2 separate regions of the Homo sapiens genome follow, and region 1 is linked to region 2. Evidence: read pairs that join two places in POLR2A ChIA-PET (ENCODE). Cell type or tissue: PC-9. All regions are shown on one strand. Each heading gives the region's core, and the rest is flanking DNA. Links, peaks and the distances in the headings are about the cores only.

Region 1 (11,150 bases), core at 1,466-9,465, 1.2 Mb before region 2:
CTCATAAGATGCTTATTATGCAGACTGTGTTTGTTCTGCACGCAGTACATGGGCTCCAGGTGGGAGGGAAGTGAAGAACAAATTGTGTAGCAGGCCTTGTCGGGGGCATTGCTACAGTGGGGTTGTTTTGGGGAGGACATCTTGCTTTCCTTGGAGATGGCCAGAGGAACAGAATCGGGGTGAGCCTAGGTTGCCTTCATGAGCCGAGGGTCTGTGTTTGTGACACCCTTGGAAACAGCATGAAGTGATCAGTAACGAGGATGGGACTTTCTTTGTAGAAACACCAGCATTTGTCCCCTGTGCCTTGGGCTACCTCTAATGGTGGGGTGGTGGGGTGACAGATGATGACAATACTGGGCTGGCCCAAGACCAGAACAGAAGGAACCACTGGTTCTGTCACCATTCCTTGCCCAAAAACCTTCCAGAGATTCTGCAGTCCCTTGTTGTTCCACAGTGTGGATTTTTGGAGGCCGTGGAGGAGGTCACCACACAGGTCCCATCTTTAAGAACAAGTTCTCCAATGACTATTCTTTGCCTCCTGGACACTGGGAGGGGTGCATCCAGGCATGCGGAGGGAGACTGGCCCCACGAGGCGCAAGGTGCAATGATTCTGCCCAGCAGCCCGTGCGGAGCCTCCTGACTCCCGGCTAGGGCATAGCCCTCAGGTTTCACTCTGGTGTTCCCACAGAGCCATGTCCACCTGGAAGGAACTGTGAGAAACCATCAGGGGGGCAACATGAGCTGCAGCTGCGGTTTCCTGTTTCGATTTTGATCAGGGATCAATGTAATCTATGATGGCTGTTGGGTTCTATATAGCATCACTTTGGGGTATTAAGCGAGAAAAGAACGTATCTGTGGCAGGTACCACTTATAAAAGTTCACCCTGAACAACACACAGCAAAGGGAAGATTCTGAAGTTACCTAACTCGTTTCTGATCATTGTTAACAATAGATCTAAGTAATTTAAGTGCTCAATTGGGCTTTGGGGCTATAATTGGTTGACTGCCTTTGCAGCTGAAAAGAACTTACCAGTAGCAAACTTGTCTTGCGGAATTATTTCTTTTTTTTATTTTTGAGACAGAGTCTCACTCAGTCACCCAGGCTGGAGTGCAGTGGCACAATCTCAGCTCACTGCAACCTCTGCCTCCTGGGTTCAAGCAATTGTTGTACCTCAGCCACCTGAGTAGCTGGGATTACAGGCATGTGCCACCACGCCCAACTAATTTTTGTATTTTTAGTAGAGATGGGGTTTCTCCATGTTGGCCAGGCTGGTCTGGAATTCCTGACCTCAGGTGATCTGCCTCCCTTGGCTTCCCAAAGTGCTGGGATTCCAGGCATGAGCCACCACGCCCAGCCAATTGTGGAGTTATTTCAACAGACTAGATGTTCAAAATATTCCGTGAGGAAAAGCACGTTGTAATGTTTGTAAATCCCCATGAGTGGGTGAGGGTTCCTCTTAGAGGGGCGGTGGGCTAAGTGGCACATCATGTGGGGGATCCTCTCGCCTATTTCCTGGCAGGCCCAGAGGGACTCCAGTTCTGTATCCCTGTCCCAGGCCAGTTCAGCAGTGGATCTGTTCCCACCCTGGGGTCAGAGCTCAGCCACTGTGGTCCCTGTGTGTGGGTTGTGCATTGCTACATTAGAGGTAGTGGAGCCCAGAAGGGAAGCTGTGTTCTGGGGACAGAGGTTCTAGGCACCCGTGCTGACTTGCCTTGTGGCCTTGGGCAGCTTGGTTGCTCTCAAGTTCTACAGCGATAGCTTCTCTTCCTGCCTCTGTCACAGAGATGATGTGGAGACAAACAAGGGAGCCGGTGCAAAAGTACTTTGTGAAAAAGACAGAAATTGCCCCTCATAGACATGAGATCTTGTTCCCAGCAGTGGAGAAGGTAGGTCCTGACATCGAGGGTTCCTTCTGTGTGCTAGGCACTGCATAGAAACTTACACGTAGGATCTGCTTCAATTCTCACAACCGCTGAGGTATGAGGTTTCCAAGTTAGGAAACTGAGCCTCAGAGAGGGAAGTAACTTAACTCCAAATCCTCGGCCCCAAATCCCAGTCTATTTACATCACACTGCCTTGTCTTTAAAAGAAACTATTGGAGCTTCTTCTAATTATGAACAAAATGCATGCGAAGTCAGAAAACTTAGGAAGCGTGAAAAAGCACGAGACAGTTTAAAATGAACATCATTCCATGACCCACAGATAACGTCAGTTCACATCATTTTGTGATCCTTCCTTTATTTATTCTGTGCACTAAGAGCTTTACGAAAATAAAAACGGGTTCTTACTGCATACATCATTTTGTACACGTCATACTCATCAAAGGAAGGTCCACGGGCAGCATCGTCAGCATCACCTGGGAGCTTGTTAGAAATGCAAGCATCTCGGGCTGCAGCCCAGGCTTACTGAAGCAAAATCCTGATGAGCAAGCTCTTCAAATGACGGGGATACATTCTCACTTTTATTTTATTTAGTTTTAATTTTTTTACTCTGGGGGTACAAGTGCAGGTTTTTTGCATGGATATATTTTATAATATAATGGCGAGGTTTGGGCTTCTAGTGTTCCCATCACCCAAATAGTCCACATTGTACCCAATAAATAATTTTCCACCCTCCCCCTTTTGAAGTCCCCATTGTCTATTGTTTCCATCTTTATCTCCATGTGTACTCCTTGTTTAGCTCCCACTTATAAGTGAGAACATGTGGTCTTTTCTTTTCTTTTGAGACAGAGTCTCACTCTGTCACCCAGACTGGAGTGCAGTGGTGCGATCTCAGCTCACTGCAACCTCCTCCTCCAGGGTTCAAGCAATTCTCTTGCCTCAGCCTCCCTAGTAGCTGGGATTACAGGCATGTGCCACCACGCCCGGCTAATTTTTGTATTTTTAGTGGAGACGGTGTTGGCCAGGCTGGTCTTGAACTCCTGATCTCAAGTAATCCACCCACCTCGGCCTCCCAAAGTGCTGGGATTACAGGCATGAGCCACCACGTCCAGCCTGGTATTGGATTTTCTGATTCTGAGTTGTTTCACTTAGGATAATGCCCCCAGCTCCATCTGTGTTGCTGGAAAGGACATGATTTCATTCTTTTTTATGGCGGTGTAATATTCCGTGGTGTACATGCACCACATTTTCTTTATCCAGTCATTTGTTGATGGACACTCAGGTTGATTCCCTGACTTTGCTATTGCATACTCTTAGCAGTCTGTCATAGCTGATTTTCCCCCCATTGCAATGTATGGTGGGTATTGTCCCACGTCACTGAATATTTTCCTGTATCATGATTTCTAGTGACTGGATAACATCCCTCATATGACTGTGTCCTGCTGCTGTGTCTGGTCTGCCTATGTCTCCTACTGGTGAGCCTTCAGGATGTTTCCAGGACACTGTTATAAGAATGCTGGGTTATCTCCTTAGGACAAATTCCCCAGAAGTGAAATTACTAGAGCAGCAGGTTTTGATACATGCTGCCAGATTCCAGCCCAGAAAGGATGTAGCTTGCTTGGTCACTCAGACCCTTGCCAGGGTTTCTTGGGAGGCAGCTGCCATCATGGGGAAGAGCTCACACTTGCGGAGGCACAGGCCTTGATTTCAGGGTCGGACATTCCACTGACTGCCTCAGTCATCTCGGACTGGTTGCTTAGCTGCTCAGGCCCTCTATTTCCTCACCTGCAAAAAAAGCAATGGACCATTTAACTCATAGCTGGTTGTGAGCCTTAAATGAGGCCTGAGATGTGCTTAATAAATGTTCATTTCCTTCCCTCTGAATGAAAATGAGCCCAGGGCCTAAGGAGGTCCTATCACAAAGTCCTTAGATGTCCTTGCATAAGATATTTTCTGTTGCAGTTTATAAATTCTATTCTAATAGATGCACATGGGTGTCACTGACCTTTTCGTTTGGTTCTCTGATGTCTCAGGGAACGTATGGCTTGGGCACAGCAAAGAAGGGCAAAGAAAGAAAACTGAAATTTTCTGCTCCTGAAATTTGAGCAGAGAGGTAACATGTGTGCACCGTGCTGTGGAGAGCATGCTGGGAGGCGGTGGAGGGGCAGTGAGAGGTGTCAAGGCCTGCAGGTGTCTTGCTACCCCTGCTCTTCGCGAATCTCGCGGTCCCTGGGCATTCACACGATGTGACAGCGCCTCCCTTCGGGGACTTTGTCTCAGTGTGGAGTGATGTCTTGTTCGGGCATTGGGCCACTCTGTGCTGGGCATGACCTGTATGCTGGGCTTCCACGGGGACAGAGTGCTGAAGAGGCTCCTGAGGGGGCCCTACTACTGACAGAGGGCAGGTCACATGCCCAGAGCAGGCGAAAGCAAGCAGCAGAGGCAAGCTGCATGCTCAACCCGGCCCACCGAATGGGGTGGAATTGCCACTGTGGGCCTTGTGGGATTTGGCCAGCTCGTGTTGCTGGGCAGAGTGCTGCTGGCTGGGACAGTCCTTAGAGACCTCAGCCCTGGGGCCCAGTCCCTGTCCCTTCAATAATCCATTCTGCTGCAGGGGCCCCTGCACCACCTCCCAGGATACAGGGGACTCTCCACCAGCTAATTGGCCCTCTCCCTGGGAGAAGGCCAAGTCGTTGGCAGGAGCACAGTGGGCTGCACAAAGGGCAAATGTATATAAACTACCTTCAGCGCACTGCGTGATTATCATCTGAGCTCTCCTCTGAACTCACTGCTTTCTTCTGTCATCATCAAATGTATTCGTTGTGCTTTAAAATTAAATTGTAGGCCATTTGAGTAGAATTCTATATACAGTTGCCATTTGGAAAACAGAAAAGCAAACTAGGGCTTTTTCAGAACCATCTTCAGAAGTTGCCCTTGCTGCTGCCTGTTCCTGAGTTTTACTAACATAGAATCGCACCTGCCACCCAGAGCCCTCTGTCAACACTCCAGATATTGCCTGGAAACTGCTGACTGTACCGGTTGCAGTTGGCAAGCCATCAGACTTGGGAGGAACTTGAGTCAGGTGGCATTGTGATGCCAGTTGCAGGAGTCTATTATTTTGAAGTGGCAGCTGCAGGTAATCAGATAGGAGCCACCAGGGCAAGTGGCTGTGTCACGTGGGGTGGCTGGGGAGCCGGCTGGGCAGGCTCAGTGGGTGATTTTTGGGAGGGTGTGGCCCCTGCACCTGTCAGGTTTGGGCTCCAGGGGGAGGGCTGGAAATCCCATCAGTGCAACAATGAGTGGGGCAAGCAGGTCCCTGGTAAAGGAGCATTGGGAAGGCCCCAGGAAAGCAGTTAACAAAGCATATCAAGGACCTGAGGTAACACGATGGGCCTTTAAGGAAAAGTAAAAAGAAAACTGAAACTGGGGAGCAAGTGTGCAGCGCAGAGACGAGCGTGCCTCCCACAGGGTCCCTCGCACTGAGATAGCAAGTGGACATCAAGGCGAGGCAGGAGGGGCCGGGTGGTTTTGGTGCTGGAATGAGAGAGGAGAGCCCTGGGCCTGGGTGTGTCTGGCTCAGAAGCTGTTTCCGATTTTCTCAGCATTCCTCTTTCTTCCTGGGCCCTGCCCTTCCTCAGATGGGGAATGCAGCCTCACCTGCCATTGCCCTTTGCCTGCTTCCATGGTGAGCACAGTCAACAAAGCCCAAGCAACTCAGTGGGGATGCCAATCACAGGGAGGCGAGTCCAACTCCCTACAGAGCCAGGCCACCCCCATCCCGGCCTTCAGGGCTTGGAGTGGAAGGCGGAAGTGCATTGCGTTTCTTAGACGGCCTTTTCTGCTGTGTGCCTGTGCACCCGCCCAAGGAGCTCACGGGGCACAGGAGGGCTGGGCTTGGCAGAAGCCCCACTTCCTCCTGGCGCACGGGTACTTCTGTGAGAGATGGGGACAAGGGCTCTTGATCAGCAACCAGTGGTGACCCGTGGGCCCTAGGCCACTCAGAGGAAAGGGAGGCCCACTCTTCTCCCTGCTGCTAGCTTCCAGGAGGATGAGAGAGCTGGAGGCTCACAGCACACTCAGGAGGATGGCTGCCTTTTACCAGTGCATCAGGCCTGACCCCAGGTGGGCCCTCTGAGAGCAAAGAGGTGGTGGGGGAGAGTCGCGAGGGAGGGGAGGCCAGGCCGTGACTCCCGGGGCGTGGGTGGCCACCATCCCCTGAGGCCTATGGATAAATCTGCAGCGTCTGTTACCTTATGTTCTAGAATGTTTGTGACCTCCTTACTTAACAGACTTTTTATCTCCTTGAGTTGTGTAAATTCTGGAGCAAAATAAGGATTTTCTTTGTTTCCTTTATGACACACACGCATATTCATAAAGAGAAAGGGAGAGGGAAAGGGGAGGAGGGCTGGGTGAGCAGAGTGTGCCATTCTTACCATACCGTGTTTACACTTGGGATCTCCATGGCATAGTTGATATGCTTTGAGTGAAGGGAAGGCAGCAGAGGTCAAAGTTTAAGGATGTTGTAATTATGCCACTACCTAAAGCTCAGCACCAAAGGACTTGTGTTCAACTGATAGCCACAGCCTTGGGAGACGCTCTGCCTGAGCTCCTGCACAGCCAAAGCCAGGGGCCCTACACAGAGACATCTTGTCCTGCTGTAGGTGACCTTATCCCTGGAAGGTGTTTGGCTCTCAGTGCATTTTGACTCTGTGCACCGTGGTGCAGAGGGAAATAGAGCTATGGCTTGATTAAAATTCATTTGCTTAGCATAAATAAACAGATTTGTGTTTCTCATACCCCACATGGAAAATTCCCAGTAGGGCAGTCTCTGTCAGTACAGGTGATGGTTATATCCGCACATCACTTGAGCTGGGCGAACGGTCTTGGGAAATTGTTGTTGCTTCTTTGGAAAGACCCACCCACTGCCTGGCAGCAGGGCTTGGAGGGTGCTCTGGGAGTTGGGGCAGACAGTCCATCCTCAAAGCCTCACTTTCGTTTGTTACAAAGGAGTAGTAACCCAACAACTCAAGGATTCCTTGTGAAGACAGGGCCTTGTACTGGGTAAAACCCTGTGCATATAAGTCATCATCATTGTTACTGTTTCATAAAACTCTTTTTACTAAGAATGAAACCTCAGTGCCTGATTCTGCCCATTTTATATGGGCCAGGATAGAGTGGTGATGTTATGTCTTGGTAATAGGCTTCGGAGCATTATTTCCTACTGAAAAAACAAAACAAAAACAAAAACAAATTCAGCTCCACATCTGCTGTGCTGCAGAAATGTCAGTCATAAATGTAGGGTTCTAGATAAATGAAGCAGTATTTTGGGGATATATGCATAGAAAAATGGAGTATATTACCTCAATAAACTCATGAAGTTAAAAATAAGCCAGCCCTTGCAAAACTGTGCCCAGGGCTTCGGTGTCCTGTTCGTCACATATGTGTGCAGCAGTCAGCACGAGTCATAGCTCTCACTCAGAGACTGAACGTTGCCAAGTTAGATGGCCTCTTTGCAAGACACTCCTCAGCGTTAGAGTGAATTTATATTGTATCTTCCCAAGAATTATGCAAATAGAATTTCTAAAATAAGGCTATGAAGTCTGATGCTTAGCTCTTTTTGAAATAATGGTTTTGTAAAAGTCTCTGATAGTTTTTTTTTTAGTCTAATGACCTGAAAATGTCTAAACTAATGTTTTTCAAATCTCATATGAAAACATTCACCTCAATGAATGTGTAAACAGGTCGCTGTTATGAAAGCTGTCATGCTTTGCAGTCTAAGACATGAATTGTATTCAGGGGTGTTCGTGCAGGCTTAGGTGGCCCATGTGAACATAGGCTCATGTGTGCATATATAGAGTATACACTGTGTTGGATAGCTGTATGCATGCCTAGCTAAGTTAGTTAATTTGTCCATTTATAGGGACTCTGAATACCACTAAATCAACTGTTATGTAGGTAGTTTCTAAAAAATAGTGTAGTTTATATAAGATACTATTTATATGCTTATAAACTATGCTGTTTATCTCATGGCTGACTGAGTGTTGGAATGAAGCTATGGTATTTTCTTGCAAAGAAGCAGCCCAGCAAGTTGTGGCCTGCCATTCTCTCTAGATGCCCTCACTGTCCCTGCCCTGCCCACGGCTGAGGGGAAGCCTGGGGAAGTAAACCAGGCCTCTAAGCAGGGGCCTCCTCTGCTTCTATATTCCTTTACTCCCAAACCGAGGGGTCTGCAAAGCCCAGCAGACTTCAGCTCTGTGTGGCTATAGGGTAGATGATGTTTATAGGAAGACACTAGGCAAGAAGAACTCAGGCTAAAGAAATGTGACATTGTCTAGCTGAGTCATAGATTTTGAAAGAAGTCTGTCCTTGAGGCATTAATGTGTTGGGTGATCATTAAGAAGTGATTCTGCTGGTCACGGTGGCTCACACCTGTAATCCCAGCACTTTGGGAGGCTGAGGCGGGGGATCACCTGAGGTCAGGAGTTCGAGACCAGCCTGGCCAACATGGTGAAACCCTGTCTCTAATTAAAAAAAAAATACAAAAAATTAGCCTGCGTGGTGGTGCGTGCCTGTAATCCCGGCTACTCAGGAGGCTGAGGCAGGAGAATCACTTGAACCCAGGAGGAGGAGGTTGCAGTGAGCCAAGATCATGCCATTGTACTCCAGCCTGGGCATCAAGAGTGAAACTCTGTCTCAAAAAAAAAAAAAAAAAAAAAAAAAAAAAGAAGAAGTGATTGTTTCATCTATCAGGTGTTACTGCTAAGTGCCTCTGGATCATTTGCTCATTCATTCATTCATTCATTTAACAATATTTATTGAGCACTACCATGCAGCTGTTCTATGCTGGTGACATGTTATCTCTCCTCATGGAGTTAGTCTTCCAGTTTTACCTACTTAGCAAGAAAGGGGCTTTCTCTAGGCCACGCCTTACTTTAGTTTTTAAACATCAGACAAACAGTAACTACAGGGCAATAAGATACTTCAAATCTGACCAGCCAAGTTCCTTTACTCGCCCTTCTTGCTTTACTTAGAGCTCTGTCATTTAGCATCTGAATATTCTCTAGTTTCAGCCCTTTGATTATGAGATTTCTTTGCTTTCTTTTCTCTTATATGTCAGAGCAGATCTGTCTCTCTGTCCTCGCTATCCTTTCTGACAAGAGGACAGAGAAGGTTTTGCACACAAGTGGATGACAGCTTCAGAGAGCAGGAGGTGGGAGGCAGAGGTGAGTGGATCACCTGAGGTCGGTGGTGGGCACCTGTAATCCCAGCTGCCCAGGAGGCTGAGGCAGGAGAATCACTTGAACCCAGGAGACAGAGGTTGTAGTGAGCTGAGGTTGCGCCACTGCACTCTAGGCTGGGCAACAAGAGCGAAACTCCGTCTCAAAAAAAAAAAAAAAAAAAGCAGAAAGTCCTCTTGACACCTTCAGGGAGAAAGGGTTGGCTGCAGTGAGGTCCGGTCTTGACGCCTCTTTGGTGTGGGTACAGCTGTCAAGTCCCTCTGCTTTTGAGGATAATAATATCATTAAGCAGCAAGCTGGCACAATTTTTGAACAGAGATTTCTCACAGGAACTCTGCAAGCATTTCACATTCCATTTGCTTCAGTAATGTGAAACTTATTTTTCTAAAAAAAGGTACAGGCAGATCTTGGCATGACTCACTAGAGAACAATAGTTAAGTCATAATTTATTTTCATCTTTTTCCCCAGGAAAGGGAAAAATTGATTAAAAGTATGGGGAATGTAACCAGGCGTGAATCTGTAAAGGGGAAATGGATCAAAGAATCACACAAACATGTATACATGTAAAATGGGTAAGTTTTGTGAACAAAAGGCACAGGGTCTCCCATAGTATGTCGCGGGAGGTCTTGACACATCCTGAAGGGACAGATTGGTCTTCCTGCGGAAGTGGAATGAAAGCTGAAATCTGAAGGATGAGTAGGAGTAAGACCAAAGTGGAATGTGCAGGGAACATCAAGTTCAAGCAGAAGGAACAACATCTGCAAAGGCTCCAAGCTGGAAGGAAACGGAGTGCTATTGGTGGAGGGAGAGCAGGGCTGAGGCACGCATTCTGCTGGTGTGCACAGGGCTTGGGTTGGAGTCCAGCCCACCACCTCCTCTTGTTGACGTTTGTGTCTGTCCACGTTTGTGTTTTCCCCTATTCCTGCCTGCACCTCCAGTCTTCTCCATGAGATTGCATCCCTCTTCCTGTAACAGTTGTTTCAGTGTGAGTTTGCTGGAAACAAATTGTATCAACTTTTCTTTTCTGAAAATGTCTTTATTTCATCCTTTTTCCGCAGCTTTGATGACATATTAGTTACATATCATAAAGTTCACCTGTTTAAAATGTATAATCAGGCCAGGCGCAGTGGTTCATGCCTGTAATCCCAGCACTTTGGGAGGCCAAGGCCTGTGGATCACCTGAGGTCAGGAGTTCAAAACCAGCTTGGCCAGCATGGTGAAACCCCGTCTCTACTAAAAATGCAAAAATTAGCCAGGCATGGTGGTGGCTGCCTGTAGTCCCAGCTACTCCAGAGGCTAGGGCAGGAGAATTGCTTGAACCTAGGAGGCGGAGGTTGCAGTGAGCCGAGATCGTGCCGCTGCACTCAAACCTGGGTGATGGAACGAGACTCCGTCTCAAAAAAAAAAAAAAAAGGGTACAATCAATGGGTTTTTGTTAAAGAGTTGTGCACCAAGGAACACAATCTAATTTTAGAACATTTCCATTTCCCCAGAAAGAAACCTTGTGCCCATTAGCAGTCACTCCCATTCTACCTGTGTTTCCCCAGCATCCCTCTCCCCACCTCTTTGCAACCACTAATCTACTCTGTGTCTCTGTGGATTTGCCTAGTCTGGACATTTCGTGTAAGTGGAATCATGCAGTATGTGGCCTTTTGTAGCTGCCTTCTTTCACTTAGGTTAATGTGTTCAAGATTCATCCAGATTGTAGCATATATCATTACTTTATTCCTTTTTCTTGATGGATAATATTTCATTACATATATGTAACATGTTTTTTATTCTATCTATCCAGAGATGGATATTTGGGTTATTTCTACTTTTTGATTATTATATAAATAATGCTGCTATGAACATTGGTGTACAGGTTTTTTTGTGCACGTTTTAGTTGTGGTAAAATGCACATAACATAAAACTTACCATCTTAATCATTTTAAGTGGTATTAAGTGCGTTCAGATTGTTGTGCAGTCATCATCACTGTCCACCCCCAGAACTCTTTTTGGGGTCTTGCAAAATGGAAACACTACGCATTAA
Region 2 (11,150 bases), core at 1,030-9,029:
ATGTTATTGCTAGGACTGATGCTATGTTCCATTCAGTGGACCTATGATCATCAGTAGCTACAGCTGCTGTCCACAGACCTGGGCACACCTTTTAAAAGACACTTCACTTCCCAGAATGGTCATTTCCCCACTCCTCCTCCTATCGAGATGTTTTCGACCATTGGTTTTTTTGTTTTTTGTTTTTTGTTTTTGAGACGGAGTCTCTGTCCCCCAGGCTGGAGTGTAGTGGCCCCATCTCGGCTCACCGCAACCTCCACCTCCTGGGTTCAAGCAATTTTCCTGCCTCAGCCTCCCAAGTAGCTGGGATTACAGGGATACGCCAGCACACCCAGCTAATATTTGTATTTTTAGTAGAGATGAGGTTTCACCATGTTGGCCAGGCTAATCTCGAACTCCTGACCTCAGGTGATCCACCTGCCTCGGCCTCCCAAGTGCTGGGATTACAGGCGTGAGCCACCACACCCAGCCTTTTTTTCTTTTTTTTTTGAATGGTCACTACTGCCAAGGAGGAGGTGCAGACAGTGTGGTCTGGAATTTACTGTCCCTGCAGAGTAGCCTGAGAGCAGCTCCCACCCTCTGAAGATGGATCTGATCAGCCCCCTCAGCTGGCAGACGTGAGCTTTGTCACTGCCTACAGTTCTTCTCAGCCCTCTTCTTCCCTCACTCTTCCTACTTGGAAAAACCCTATCAAGGAGATCAGCCTCTTGTTCTCCCAGAACTCCGTGCGATTACAACGTAAGCACTTTTTAAAGACCTTCAATGTTAGCATGTTTATATCTAATAGTTATTTACCGATTAGATTGACTCTCCTAAGAGCTGTGAGCTCTTGGAGGACAAGAATGCCTCACTGAGCTCTCTAGCTTCCAGCACAGTGCTTCCCACTGGGTAGGACAGATCAGTAGTTAGGTCTTGAGTGAGAGAATGAATCTGGAAGAATCTTGACTGCAACCTCATGGGGGACTCTGAGCCAGAACTACCCTGCTAAACCTGTCTTGCTAGGCAAGACTGCCGGGCATGGTGGTGCGTGCCTGTAGTCCCAGCTACTCAGGAGGCTGAGACAGGAGAATTGCTTGAATTTGGGAGGTGGAGGTTGCAATGAGCCAAGATTGCGCCACCGCACTCCAGCCTGGATGACAGAGTGAGATTCCATCTCAAAGAAAAAGAAAAGAAAAGAAAAGAAAAGAAAGAAAATAAAAGAAAAAATGTTGTCCTGGCTTCTCCTGAAGGAAAAATAAAGATTTGAAAGTAAAATTATGTTAAAGCAATTGACTGAAGAAACAGTTTTAGAAATCAAAAGATCAAGCTAGATAGTAGGCTTTCTATTCCTCAAGCATATCATTTAATTTTACTTAAACAATGATTATTCAGGGGTGAAGGTAAATTATTCAGGGGCATTTTTTATTCAAGGGTGAAGATACATTATTCAGGGGCTGAGGTATCTTGGCACTGTAATATACATTCCTGGGCAGACCACACCTAACATTTGCAAAAAACCAGCACAAGAATTTTAATAGGTTAACAAATGGTACTAGGAAAACAGGATATCATATGCGAAAGAATAAAGTTAGAGCCTTATCCAACACCATAAACAAAAATTAACTCACAATGGACCAAAGACCTAAATGTAATACCTAAAACTATAAAAACGTTTAGAGAAAAACATAGAGCAGAAACTTCATGACATTGGATTTGGAAATTATTTCTTGGGTTTGATACCAAAGGCACAGGCCACCAAAGAAAAAACAGACAAATTGGACTGTATGCAAATTTTAAAATTTTGCGCATCAAAAGACAGTGTCAACAGAATAAAAAGGTACCCCACCCAGGATGGGAAAAAACATTTGCAAATTGTTTATCTGATAAGGGAATGATACTCAGACTATAGAGAGAACTCCTGACACCCAACAATATACAAAAATACAAACAACTGATTCAAAAATGGGCAAAGAACTTGAATAGATATTTTTCCAAAGAAGATATACAAATGGCCAATAGTACTTGAAAAGATGCTCAACATCACTAATCATTAGGGAATTGGCGAGGATGTGGAGAAACTGGAACCCTTGTGTGCTGTTGGTAGGAATGCAAATGGTACCGCCATGATGGGAAACAGCATGGCGTTTCCTCAGAAAATTAAAACCAAAATCATATCATCCAGCAATCTCACTTCTGAGTATATACCCAAAATACCTGAAAGCAGGGTCTCAAAGAATTATTTGTACATCCACGTTCATAACAGGATTATTCACAAGGCTAAAATGTGGAAACAACCCAAATATCCATCAAGGGATAAGTAAGTAAACAAAACATGGTAGATACATACAATGGAATATTACTCCGCTTCGAAAAGAAAGGACATTCTGGGCCGGGCATGGTGGTTCACGCCTGTAATCCCAGCACTTTGGGAGGCCGAGGCGGGCGGATCATGAGGTCAGGAGATCGAGACCATCCTGGCTAACACAGTGAAACCCCATCTCTATTAAAAATACAAAAAAAAAAAAAAAAAATTAGCCGGGCGTGGTGGCGGGTGCCTGTAGTCCCTGTAGTCCCAGCTACTGGGGAGACTGAGACAGGAGAATGGCATGAACCCAGGAGGAGGAGGTTGCAGTGAGCCAAGATCGCGCCACTGCAGCCTGGGCGATAGAGTGAGGCTCTGTCTCAAAAAAAAAAAAAAGAAAGAAAGAAAGAAAGGACATTTTGAAATATGCCACAACATGGATGAACCTTGAGGACATTATGCAAAATGAAATGTCAGTAACAAAATACTGTATGATTGCACTTACGTGAGATATTTATAGTCAAAATCATACAGAAAGTAGAACGGTGGTTGCCAGGGGATGCTGAGATGGAGGAATGGATGGTTATTATTTAATGAGTATAGAGTTTTGGTTTTATAAGATGAAAAGAGTTCTGGAGATGAATGCTGGTGATGGTTGCACAACATTATGAATGTATTTAATACCACTGAACTGTGCCCTTAAAAATGGTTAAGATGGTAAACTTCATATTATGTGTATTGTATAATAATTTTTAAAAATTGAAAAAGAATACAAATGGAGAAACACCTATCATATGTATCAATAATTAAAAGTTATAAATCATGGCTCAGTCTACATATCTATACAAAGACCTGCTGCTTTCTTGGTGGCTAAAGGAACCCCAAGGCTCCTTCCAATCCCCTGCCACTCTGAGTGACAGCACAGATGTGCTGAAGCAGAGAAAAAGCTGGGCCCAGGCCCAAGATTCCTGAGCAGTGACTGGACTCTCCAAGCCTCACTATGACCAAGTAGAATTTATTCTAGGAATGTAAGGTTGGTTTGATATTAGGAAATTCATTATTATCATATATATAATCTTAATAGACTTAAGGAAAAGAATCATATGATTAGTTCCAAAAATTCAGCACCCATTCTTGATTTTTTAAATATGTAATAACAAATGTTAACAAGGATGTGAAGAAATGGGAACTCTTGCACATATTGGTGGGATTGTAAAACAGTGTAGCTGCTATGGAAACAATATGGAGGTTCCTCAAAAAATTAAAGATAGATTTACCATATGACCCCACAATCCCACTTCTGGATACATATCCTAAAGAATTGAAAACAGGATCTTGGAGATATTTGCATACCTATATTCATTGCAGCATTATTTACAATAGCCAAGATGTGAGAGCAACCCAAGTGTCCAACAACAGATAAATGGATAAAGAAAAGATGGTATATATATACAATAGAATATTATTCAGCCTTAAAAAGAAAGGAAATTCTGTCATATGCTACAACATGCATTAACCTTGAGAACATTATACTACATGAACTAAACCAACCACAAAAAGACAAATACTGTATGATTCAACTTACATGAGATATCTAAAGTAACACAACTCACAGAAACAGAAAAAAATACCCAAAAAGTATCTTTTGGACAGATATATTCTCATTCTCAGTATAAATATATGTATGCATACATATTTACATGTATGTGTGTAGATGGAAGGCTAGATATACAGATAATCTCTCATTCATATTAGTCCTATAACCAGACTCTTAATCAGGAAACTCAAGAGGCATTTCTCCAAGAGCAAGAACAAAGCAGGATGCCCACTGTATCTCCAGCAACCATTCAAGATTATCCTAGAGGTATTAGCAATGCAATTAAACATGATAAATAAATCAGGTAGAGGCATAACAATAGGTAAAGATGTAAAACTGGCTGGGCATGGTGGCTCATGCCTGTAATCCCAGCACTTTGGGAGGCCAAGGCGGGCAGATCACCTGAGGTCAGGAGTTGGAGGCCAGCCTGGCCAACATGGTGAAACCCTGTCTCTAATAAAAATTCAAAAATTAACTGGGCATGGTGGCATGTGCTTGTAGTCCCAGCTACTTGGGAGGCTGAGGCAGGAGGATCACTTGAACCTGGGAGGAGGAGGTTGCAGTGAGCTGAGATCATGCCACTGCACTCCAGCCTGGGCAACAGTGTGAGACTCCATCTCAAAAAAAAAAAAAAAAAAAAGAAGTAAAACTATCTCTATAACAGTATACGTAGAATTGAACAAGGCAATAGGACATAAAATTAATATATAAAAATCAAGCCTTCCTATACCCAAACATTAAGTAGGTAGAGAGTATAATGATAGAGAAACCCCCTCTCTTACAATAGCAACACAGAAAATTAAGTGACTTAGGAATAAACTTAAGAAGATACATGTAAAAATCTATGTAAGGAAAACTTTAACACACAGTGAAAATAAACTTGAAGAACTGGAAAGGCATTCCCATTTCTAGCATAGGATGACCTAACATCTGTTTTCCCACAGTGAATATTGTAGTATAAATTTGATGCAATGCCAATCAGAATACCATAGCCTTTTGATGAAGTTAGACAAGTTGATGTTAAAGTTCACATGGAAAAACAAACATGCAAAAATAGCCAGGAAAACAATGAAAAAACAAAAACTGCAAAAGGGGAACTAGTCCGACAAGACATTAAAACACACTATTTTCAGGCGCGGTGGCTCATGCCTGTAATCCCAGCACGGAGTTTCGCTCTTGTTGCCCAGGCTGGAGTGCAGTGGCGCGATCTCAGCTCGCTGCAACCTCTGCCTCCTGGGTTCAAGCGATTCTCCTGCCTCAGCCTCCTGAGTAGCTGGTCTTGAACTCCTGACTACAGGGGAGCTACATCACCCAGCCAGGAATAAGGATTTTTAATAAGCTCTTCCCATTCCCCACCCTGACCTCCGGCTGATGCATGGTGCGGCCCGGGAACTCCTGGCCAGGTTCATAATCCTGCACCCAGGAAAGACCACATATTTACCAGCTTGGACAGTGACCTATTTGGCCTGGTTTTTTTCTTTTAAATCTTTTAAGTCTTTCTAGGGGAGAAATGCTTCATGGATTCTAGCTGCTCATCCTGTCTGTGGAGCCAATCTCCCTCCAGCATGATCAGATAGCTCAGATGAGCCTCTGCTCCTAGCTGGAGGCAGCGCTTTCCCACACTCCTGAGGAGGAGGGGAGAATTCCTCCGGGGCAGCACCTCAGGAATGTGCTCAGCCACTGCCCAGCCCCACCACCCCAGCGGGGGAAGGACCTGCCCAGGTCAGTTTGGGAGGAGGCACCAGGTGTCTGCGGCTAGCTCTCTGTCCCTCCTGGCTGGCATCCGTCTGCCTGCAGAGAATAAACATTCTGATCTGCTCCTCCATGCTGTACATATCACAGAAGCAGACTCGCACAGGGTGGGATTTGGGGAAACCATGGGTATCCTAAACCTTACCATTGATTAGGGAACTCTTCATAATTCAGGGTGAAGCACACACGTTGTACAGCCAAGTACAAGTACTCTCTTGTGGCCAGGTGCGGTGGCTCACACCTGTAATCCCAGCACTTTGGGAGGCCGAGGCAGGCGGATCACGAGGTCAGGAGTTCAAGACCTGCCTGGCCAACATGGTGAAACCCCGTCTCTACTAAAAATACAAAAATTAGCTGGGTGTGGTGGTGTGCGTCTGTAGTCCCAGCTACTTGGGAGGCTGAGGCAGAGAACTGCTTGAACCCAGGAGACAGAGTTTGCAGTGAGCTGAGATGGTGCCACTGTACTCCAGCCTGGGCAACAGAGTGAGACTCTGTCTCAAAAAAAAAAACAAAAAAAAAAAAACAAGTACTCTCTTGTACTCTCTACAAGAGAGTCTGAGCACCATCTGCCAGACCCTCAGCTCTGAACTCAGGTCAGGTAAAAGGAAAAGGAGGGGCCAGGCCCGGTGGCTCACACCTGTCATCCCAGCACTTTGGGAGGCCAAGGCAGGTGGATCACGAGGTCAGGAGATCGAGACCATACTGGCTAACACGGTGAAACCCTGTCTCTACTAAAAAATACAAAAAATTAGCCAGGCGTGGTAGCGGGCCCCCATAGTCACAGCTACTTGGGAGGCTGAGGCAGGAGAATGGCGTGAACCTGGGAGGCAGAGTTTGCAGTGAGCCGAGACTGCACCGCTGTACTCCAGCCTGGGCAACAGAGTGAGACTCCGTCTCAAAAAAAAAAAAGAGGAAAAAGAACAATGACTTACCAACCCCCAATTCCAATTTTATGCATTTGCATTTACCTTTATCAGGAATTTTGTCCACACTGCCAAGGAAATATTCTGGTTTAGGAGAATTCCAAGCAATGCTGGTTCCTTTGATAAGACACATGAATAAAAAACAATAAGAAAAAGGGTATTCATCAGTACACATTTGCAAGCACCTTGGGCCCATATTTTGTATTCCATTTTTTGGTTTTTTTGTGGTTTTTTTTTGTCTTTTGAGACAGAGTCTCGCAGTCACCCAGGCTGGAGTGCAGTGGCAAGATCTCGGCTCACGGCAACCTCCGCCTCCCAGGTCCAAGTGATGCTCATGTCTCAGCCTCCCAAGTAGCTGGGACTACAGGCATGAGCCACCATGGCTGGCTAATTTTTTTGTATTTTTAGTAGAGACAGGGTTTCGCCATGTTGGTCAGGCTGGTCTCGAACTCCTGACCTCAAGTGATCTGCCCACCTCGGCCTCCCAAAGTGCTGGGATTACAGGTGTGAGCCACCGCGCCTGGCTTGTTTTCCATTTTTAAGTTGAAATGCTAATATAGAACTCAACTTGTGTGAGCAAAATGTGTGTTTGAAAGTGAATGCCTTGATGTAGACAGTGGTGCCGCCTCACTGCCGATTGCAGAGGTGCCCAGGCAGTTGTCCTGGGCTACCCTCAGGGAAACTACCCTCAGGAATTGGGGTGCAAACATCTGTCTGCAGAATACCAACACAGTGCCCATTCCCCCTCCCTGCCTGGGGCACTTGTACCCACGGCTGGCAGATTTCCAATACACTATTCTATCCTTATTACTGTGAGCAAATACCTATCTTAATTCCCAAAGTGCTAAATTTTTCCCATAATATGAAGCTGCTTTGGGGAAACAGTGTGTTCTTCACATGTGTCATTTCTATGGGTGTGCTTAAGGTAAGTCATTTTTTGGTCTTGTTTTATCATCCACTGAATGGGGTATTAATGACTGCACTAATTCTCTCAAACCACGTTGTGCACTTAGAAGGATTCGTGTGTTGGGTTGAAAGTTAGGATGCTGCTGGGGGCTCCTGTTGTCGGGAGTGGGGAACCCCACTTGCAGATCAGGTTTCTGTCCTCTGAATGCCTCCAGGGTGGCAGAACCTGCCTAACACTGCACATCAAGGATCACCCCAAAATACAGGGATATTCACACTTTGGAGCACAGATTCCATAGTGAGTGGAAGGTTATAGAGAGGATTTCAGACAGTTGTTTCCTTCATATCTCAATTTGGCTTTGCCCCACCAGTAGTTGGTTTAAAGACTGCTAGTATGATAGTATAGCACATTTAAGACAACACATAGGCCTATAGAAATGTGTGCACTTATTATGTTAATGACATACACTTGCCTTTTCTCATGTCTGTCTTTGTAATGGATCTGACTGCTGTTGCTTCGTTAAATGATGGGTCATACGGAAACTTTGGAAACACCTGCAGTAGAATTTCATCTCCAGTGGAGCAAACAAAGGCATGTTAATACAGCAACGCAGGATTGATATATTTTGCTCTCTAAGTACCTAAAGCAGTCTATGAATACAGTGAATACATGACGCAAACGCCACAGATATGGGACGTTATTCCCTAAAATGCCTTGTCTTGGGAAGGAAAACTCCAATTACCTAAATCATTTCCGGAAAATTGTGATGTCTGAGACATCCTGGGCAGTAAACACTGCCCGCTAAAGATATATGGCCCCAGATCTCCTGATACTTAGTGCCCTAATAACTCTTCTGGTTTCTGTTGTCATTCTGATGCACCTTTGAGGCTGTTCGCAAGATGACTCATAAAAATAGGGTAAAGTTTGTGAGGGCACAGATGAATCAGAACAGATTCTAAAAGCTCAGAAAGCTCTTTCTTTATAAAACTGTTGCTAATTCATGAGGGTTACATTTTTGAAATACATTAAGTTCTCCTTCCCTTTTAAGTTCTCAGGCTTCTGGCTTCCCTGGGAAGAAGCAGTTTTACCTTCCCCTCTAGGCTTTCCTTGCTAAGTCACAGAAAACAGCCCTCACAAAGCCCACTCATCCTATATTTATTCTCCGTGTATTTCCAGGGCTGTTGGTCCTCGGTGGTTTCCACTCGCTTGATGTAACAGGAGCTCACCACAGAGACACCAGAAAATGAACCATTGGGGTCACCAGGACAATGAGGAGCTGCTCTCACCACCTGTCCTTGATGACCATGCTGACCTACGAGTCCCTGGAAATGCTGCCCAGAGGGAACTGCAGAGTTGAGCCGTGGCCTCCAATGCCAAGGCCCACCTGGTGTGAGCTGGGCTGGTCAGTGGACTCTTGAGGGGTGATGGGAGCTTCCCAAACCCCCAACCAGACTCCCATCTTCAGATGCAATCACTCCCCTCCTACACATATGGGGCCGAATTCAGAGACACTGGGGTCACCTGCAAGGCCGAGAACAAGGCTTCTGCCTCCTAGACAGCAGGTGCTGAGGGCACAGCTAGGGGGACTGCAAGTGCTACCTGCATCTGCTCATGCATCCCCTCCTGGTCACCTGCCAGGCAGTTGTCTATGCAGACTGCCCGAGGCCTCTGTGATGGCTCCCGTGGGGAGGAGCAAGCCCAGCGCTCCTGACACGGACAGCTGCCGGAACGGAATAGAGGCCCATCGGGTGTCGAGAGATCTGCTCCCTTGCAAGCAGGAATGAACAGGCATCGCTCTGTGATCCAAATGCCTCCTAACCCGGGGGGAAGCATCAGCGCCACTCTCCCAGTTGCTCCTTCTCACACCTAAGGTGACCCTCAACCTTCACTCCTGATGCACAGCCCAGGCACCCTCAGGAGAGACTTCACTGGCCTTTGGACAGCTTCCTTCAGCAGACAGCTGTGGTTCAGAACCCTTTTCTCCATCTCAGCTCTCTGCTAAAGAGGACTTCCTTGGGCCTTGGCTTTGCTTTGTTGTGGTGGTGGTGGTGGTGGTAAAATACACTTAACATAAAATTTCCATTTCTGCTATTTATTTAGAGACAAAGTCTCGCTGTGTCACCCAAGCTGAACTGCAGTGGTGTAATCATAGCTCACTGCAGCCTTAAACTCTTGGCCTCAAGCAATCCTCCCGCCTCAGCCTCCTGAGTAGCTGAGACTACAGGCATGTGTCACCACACATCCGGCTAATTTTTTAATTTTTTATAGAAACAGGGTCTTGCTATGTTGCCTAGGCTGGTCTGGAACTCCTGGCCTCAAGTGATCCTCCCACCTCAGCCTTGCAAAGTGTTGAAATTACAGGCATGAGCCACCATGCCTGGCCCATTTTTACTCTATTTAAGTGTACAATTAAGGGTATTCAAAACATTCACAGTGTTGTGTAAACATCACCACTGTTTATTTCCAGAACTCCAGGCTGGAGTGCAGTGGTGCAGTCTCAGCTCACTGTAACCTGTGCCTGCCAGGCTCAAATGATCCTCCCACCTCAGTCTCCCAACTAGCTGGGACTACAGGTTCACGCCACCACACCCAGCTAATTTTTTTTTAATTTTTAGTAGAGACAGGGTTTCACCACGTTGGCCAGGCTGGTCTTGAACTTCTGACCTCAAGCAATTCACTTGCCTTGGCCTCCCAAAGTGCTGGGACTGAGGCGCTCGGCTTCCAGAACTTTTAAATCAACTGAAACAGGGCCAGGCACGGTGGCTCATGCCTGTAATCCCAACACTTTGGGAGGCCGAGGTGGGCAGATCATGAGTCAGGAGTTCGAGACCAGCCTGGCCAACATGGTGAAACCCCATCTCTATTAAAGATACAAAAAATTAGCGGGGCATGGTAGCTCATGCATGTAATCCCAGCTACGCGGGAGGCTGAGGCAAGAGAATCGCTTGAACCGGGGAGGCAGGGGTTGCAGTGAGCTGATATCGCGCCATTGCACTCCAGCCTGGGTGACAGGGCAAGACTCCATCTCAGAAAAAAGAAAAAAAAAAATCGACTGAAACAGAAACTCTACACCCATTGCTATGATTTAAATGTGTCCTCAAATTTCAGGTGCTGGAAATTTGATTCCCAATGTGGTCGTCATGTTAGGAGGTAGGGCCTAATGGAGGTGTTTGGGTCATGGAAATTGTGCCCTCATTAAGAGGTTAATATGGTTATCACAGGAATGGGTTAGTTATCGTAAGAGTGCATACCATGTAAAAGGACAAGTTCAGCCCTCCCTTGCTCTCTCTTTCACCCTCTATGGCATTTCCGCTTTCCACCTCTATGGCATTTCTGCTTTCCACCATGGGATGATGACACAGCAAGAAGGTTCTTGCCAGATGCTGGCCCCTCAGTCTTGGACTTCCCAGCCTTCAGAATTGTGAGCCAATAAATTTCAACTTATTACAAATTACCTAGGCTGTGGTATTCTGTTATAACAGCACAAAATGGACATGTAGCAGCTGCACCATCTTACCTTCCCACCAGCAATGTATGAGGGTTTCAATTTCCTTCATCCTCACCAATATCTGTTATTTTTCTTTTTAAAAAAATAGCCATTCTGGCTGGGCACGGTGGCTCACACCTGTAATCCCAGCACTTTGGGAGGCCGAGGAGGGCAGATCACCTGAGGTCAGGAGTTCGTGACCAGCC

Evidence for each region. Peaks named below come from ENCODE experiments on the same cell type or tissue, not always from the same donor. Only the 100,000 strongest peaks of a DNase experiment are listed, where the experiment ranks them.
Region 1: POLR2A ChIA-PET joins it to region 2 with 10 read pairs; 1 of 35 experiments calls an interaction of 5 or more read pairs at or near these places.

Annotation. Positions count from the first base shown.
Region 1 is chr2:98,863,930-98,875,079 of GRCh38, reverse strand. All of the region lies in intron 1 of CRACDL (CRACD like), which reads left to right. Among named protein-coding and RNA genes, the nearest start is that of CRACDL, 67 kb to the left of the region's middle. RefSeq lists an enhancer at 4,963-5,570. In PC-9, for the core only: a CTCF peak has its summit at 5,190 (motif pointing right); DNase peaks (open chromatin) are centred at 4,989, 5,679, 6,339, 8,209 and 1 weaker place; H3K4me3 peaks cover 3,995 bases; H3K27ac peaks cover 5,606 bases.
Region 2 is chr2:97,685,773-97,696,922 of GRCh38, reverse strand. C2orf92 (chromosome 2 open reading frame 92) reads right to left here. Exons shown (of 8, transcript NM_001351368.2): 4 at 7,930-8,028; 5 at 6,596-6,667. Among named protein-coding and RNA genes, the nearest start is that of C2orf92, 22 kb to the right of the region's middle. RefSeq lists enhancers at 5,430-6,229, 7,765-8,964. In PC-9, for the core only: no CTCF peak of the experiment used is centred there; DNase peaks (open chromatin) are centred at 3,282, 5,552 and 8,342; H3K27ac peaks cover 2,002 bases.